Linked DNA regions of Homo sapiens: region 1 is linked to region 2. Evidence: read pairs that join two places in POLR2A ChIA-PET (ENCODE). Cell type or tissue: HCT116. All regions are shown on one strand.

Region 1 (2,500 bases), 83 kb after region 2:
CGCCACTGCACTCCAGCCTGGGTGACAGAGCGAGACTCGATCTCAAAAAAAAAAAAAAAGAAAAAAAACATGATTAAGGCTGGGCACCATGGCTCATGCCTGTATAATCCTAACACCTTGGGAAACCAAGGTGGGAGGATTGCATGAGCCCAAGAGTTTGAGACCAGCCTGGATAACACAACAAGACCCCCATCTCTGCAAAAAAGTTAAACAGTTATTTGGGCATGGTAGTGTGGGCCTGTAGTCCCAGCTACTTGGGAGGCTGAGGTGGGAGGATAACTTGAGTCCAGGAGTTCAATGCTACAGTGAGCCATGACTGCCACTGCACTCAGCCTGGGCAACACAGAGATACCCCATCTCTTTAAAAACAAACAAACAAGAGTTGCTGGGTGTGGTGGCTCATGCCTATAATCCCAGCACTTTGGGAAGCCAAGGTGGGTGGACTGCATGAGCTCAGAACTTCGAGACCAGCCTGGGCAACATGGCAACACCCTGTCTCTACAAAAAATACAAAAATTAGCCAGGTGTGGTGGCGCATGCCTGTGGTCCCAGCTACTTGGGAGGCAGAGGTGGGAGGATTGCTTGAGCCCAGTAGGTCAAGGCTGCAGTGGGCCGAGATTGCATCACCGCTGCACTCCAGCCTGGGTGACAGAGTGAGACCCTGTCTCAAAAAGAAGGCGGGGGCGGGGGGTGTGCGGATTAAATAGAAAATTGCAAGTTAGCCCGGGCATGATGGCTCATGCCTGTAATCCTAGCACTTTGGGAGGCTGAGGTGAGTGGATCACCTGAGGTCAGGAGTTCGAGATCAGCCTAGTCAACATGGCGAAACCCTGTCTCTACTAAAAATACAAAAATTAGCCCAGCATGGTGGTGCATACCTGTAATCCCAGCTACTCGGGAGGCTGAGGCAGGAGAATCGCTTGAACCTGGGGGGCGGAGGTTGCAGTGATCCAAGGTCGCGCCACTGCACTGCAATCTGGGCAACAGAGGGAGGCTCCCTCTAAAAAAAAAAAAAAGAAAGAGGAAAGGAAAGGAGAGGAAGGGGAAAAGGGAAGGGAAAAATAAAAGGAAAAGAGGGGAGGAGAGGGGAAGGGGAGGGGAGGGGAAGGGGAGGGGAGGGGAACGGGGACAGGGGAGGGGCGGGGCGGGGCAGAGAGGGTTATCCCTCTGAGGTTGTGTGGCGGATGGGCTGGAGGGAGTGAGACGAGGGACGATGATCCTAGCTGGGGAAGATGGGGCAGGGAAGTGGGGTGGAGAGGCGAGACAGGGAAGAGAGATTCAGGAGGTTGAAGGACAGGTCTTGGTGGCTGACTTGCGTGGGAGGTGAGTGGAAGGAAGCAGGAAGACCCCCAGGCTTCAGGCTTCCCAAAAGATGGGAAGACCAGGGGGAGCCTGGGTGTCTTGACGCCACACAGGAGTGCACTTCCAGAATCTGCCACCAGAGGGCAGACAAGTGCTTCCGCCAGGGAGGCAGTTAGAGATGGACTCATCCTGGGGCACCAGGCAGGGTGGGGACCCGGGGTGCCCCCGGCCAAGTCAGGTCACCTGGGCCTACTCAGAGGCCAGGGTTCCAATCCCAATTTTGGAGTAGCAGAGGGTGTTTGTTGACCTCAATGCCAGTATTCCCCAGGGGAGACTGAGTGTCCGTGCCCATGTTGGTGAGTGGACGCTAGGTCCAGTCTACATCGCTGGGTTTGCAGTGAATATGATCGAGGTGCTTTGCTTGGAGGCTACTGATGCCAAAGACCCAAGCACTCAGTTCTGAGATCACTGAGGCAGCAGGCTAGAGCTGCGGGTCAGGGGGAGGTTGGTACTCAGGCCAAAGGCCTATTCTGAAGGCAACTGGCTACAGGTCTCAAATTCTGGTGTTGAGTTATTGAGATGCTGAGACCAGAAGCTTCCATCTGGGGTGATCAAGACTAGGGTCCCAGGGCCGGAGGTGGTGGTTCATGCCTGTAATTCCAGCACTTTGGAAGGCCAAGACGCTTGAGCCCAGGAGTTCAAGATCAGCCTGGGCAACATAGTAAGACTCCATCAAAAATATGAAAACCTGCCAGATGCGGTGGCTCATGCCTGTAATCCCAGCAAGTTGGGAGGTTGAGGCAGGCGGATCACGAGGTTAGGAGTTTGAGACCAGCCTGGCCAACATGGTGAAACCCATCTCTACTTAAAAAAAAAAAAAAAAAATATTATCCAGGTGTGGTGGTGCACGCTTGTAATCCCAGCTACTTGGGAGGCTGAGGCAGGAGAATGGCTTGAACCCAGGAGGTGGAGGTTGCAGTGATCCGAGTTCGCGCCATTGCACTCCAGCCTGGGCGAAAGAGCAAGACTCTGTCTCGAGAAAAAATAAATAAATAAATAAAAATAAAAACAAAACTACAGTACCATTTCTCTGTCTCTCCTGAACAACCTTGAGATTCGAGGTTTGGTTTGGGGTAGGAGAAATTGGAGGGCTTGCTGTCTCATCAAGGGGACAGAGACCAAAGGTCTTGTCTATTTT
Region 2 (2,500 bases):
AATTTTCATAAGCAATTATTTGAGAAGGAACTCCTTTATTTTCTGTTTATATATGTAATACTAAATGATAAAATACCAAATGGTACAAATAGCAGAAACACTGGATATACATGATGTTCTTACACCTCAGAGACCATATTCCTCCAACTCATTTTCTACAAATTCATTAATACAGGTACATCTTTAAATTTCTTAATTTTTTTGAGACAGAGTCTGGCTCTGTTCCCCAGGCTGGCGTGCAGTGGCACGATCTTGGCTCACTGCAACCTCCACCTCCCAGGTTCAAGCAATTCTTCTGCCTCAGCCTCCCAAGTAGCTGGGATTACAGGCGCCCACCACCATGCCAGGCTAATTTTTTTGTATTGTTTAGTAGAGATGGGGATTTCACCATGTAGGCCAGGCTGGTCTCGACTCCTGACCTCAGGTGATCTGCTCACCTCGGCCTCCCAAGGTGCTGGGATTAAAGGCGTAAGCCACCATGCCCAGCCTAAATTTCTTAAATTTTTATTTTTGCAAAAATGATATCTTACTATACTTACTGCTGTGTAGTTTGCTTTTTTTACTTGTAACTTGGCCATCTTCCCACGTTAGTACACATAGATCTGCCTCATCTTTAAAAACAGCTACGTTTAGGCCAGGCGCAGTGACTCACGCCTATAATCCCAGCACTTTGGGAGGCCGAGGTGGGCGGATCACCTGAGGTTGGGAATTCGAGACCAGCCTGACCAACATGGAGAAACCCCATCTCTACTGAAAATACAAAAAAATTAGCTGGATGTGGTGGCGCATGCCTGTAATCCCAGCTACTCAGGGGGCTGAGGCAGGAGAATTGCTTGAACCTGGGAGGCAGAGGTTGTGGTGAGCCGAGATGGTGCCATTGCACTCCAGCCTGGGCAACAAGAGCGAAACGAAAACAAAAACAAACCAGCTACATTTAGTCATTCACTTACTGAATAACTACTGAGCAACTATTCTGCACCCACTGCATCCTGGCCACTAGGGGGCAGCAATGTAATGAGCAGAGGTGCTCCTTGTCCCCTCCTTCCCGCCCCCCGCCCCAACTGCTGATGTTCTAGTGGGGGAAACTGACAGCGTATGATATATTAATATCGTGTTAGGTGAAGCAAGGTAAGGAGATAAAAGTGTCTGGTGCGTGGATGCTGTTTTAGACAAGGTGGTTGGATAACGTTTGAGAAGAGACCTAAAAGGGGTGGGGAATACAGTCCTGAGAAGAGCCACCAGGGAGGGTTTTATGAGGGCAGAAGTTTGACTATTTTCCTTACTTCTGCATCCCCAGCGCCTAGAACCATCTGACACCCAGCTGGTGCGCAGCAAATAATTGCCAAGTGAAAGGATGGATCTGGGGAAGAGTGTTTTCCAAGTAGAGAGCCCATATGTATAAAGACTTGAGGGGAAAAGTGTGGTTGAGGGGAAAAAGTGAGGGGCAGAGAGATCCGAGAGCAGGGCCCACATCCCAGGGCCTCACAGTCACTGCTAAGGAGTGTGGCTGTTATTTTTTATTATTATTTTTTAGTTTTTGAAACAGGGTCTTGCTCTGTCACCGAGGCTGGAGTGCAGTGGTGCAATGCAGTGGTGCCATCTTGGCTCACTGCAACCTCAACCTCCCAGGCTCAAGCAATCCTCCCACCTCAGCTTTCCCAGTAGCTGGGATTACAGGCACGCTCCATCACGCCTGGCTGGTTTTTGTATTTTTGTAGAGGCAGAGTTTTGCCATGTTGGCCAGGCTGGTCTTGAACTCCTCGGCTCAAGCAATCTACCTGCCTCGACCTCCTGAAGTGCTGAGATTACAGGTGTAAGCCACCATGCCTGGCCTTGGCTGTTATTTTTATCGTGCTGCAGAGCCACTGGAAGGTTTTAAGCAAGGAATGTGCCATGATATTTTATTTTATTTTGAGACAGAGTCTCACTGTGTAGCCCAGGCTGGAGTGCAGTGGCACGACCACGGCTCACTGCGACCTCCACCTCCTGGGTTCAAACAATTCCTGTGCCTCAGCCACCCAAATAGCTGGAATTACAGGCGCACACCACCATGCCTGGCTAATTTTTATATTTTTAATAGAGACGGCGTTTTGCCTTGTTTCCATGCTGGTCTTGAACTCCTTGCCTCAAATGATCCATCTCCCTTGGCCCCCCAAAAGTGCTGGGATTACAAGCATTAGCCACCGTGCCCAGCCTGATCAATTTTTTTTCTCTTTTTTACTGAGGTGAAATTTATGTCACATAAAAATAACCACTTTAAGGAGTGCAATTCAGTGGCATTTAGTACATTCACAGTGTTGTGTAATCACTATTGCTATCTAGCTCCAAAACGTTTTCATAACCTCCCATAAAACTCATACCCATTAAGCAGTCGCTCCCCACTCCCTCCCCGCTACCCCAACCCCTGGCAACCACCCATCTTTCTGTCTCCATGGGTTTACCTATTGCAAATATTTCACATAAATGGAATCATCCAATATGCGGTCTTTGTGTATGGCTT

What was found. Peaks named below come from ENCODE experiments on the same cell type or tissue, not always from the same donor. Only the 100,000 strongest peaks of a DNase experiment are listed, where the experiment ranks them.
Region 1: POLR2A ChIA-PET joins it to region 2 with 5 read pairs; 5 of 35 experiments call an interaction of 5 or more read pairs at or near these places.

The regions. Positions count from the first base shown.
Region 1 is chr19:41,950,765-41,953,264 of GRCh38, reverse strand. No RefSeq gene overlaps it. Among named protein-coding and RNA genes, the nearest start is that of RABAC1, 7.3 kb to the left of the region's middle. In HCT116, a CTCF peak has its summit at 1,441 (motif pointing right); a DNase peak (open chromatin) is centred at 1,444.
Region 2 is chr19:42,033,413-42,035,912 of GRCh38, reverse strand. The region is part of intron 12 of GRIK5 (glutamate ionotropic receptor kainate type subunit 5); the gene reads left to right. Among named protein-coding and RNA genes, the nearest start is that of GRIK5, 36 kb to the left of the region's middle. RefSeq lists enhancers at 125-624, 842-891, 822-1,116, 862-1,156. In HCT116, a CTCF peak has its summit at 1,002 (motif pointing right); a DNase peak (open chromatin) is centred at 1,002; H3K4me3 peaks cover 970 bases; H3K27ac peaks cover 698 bases.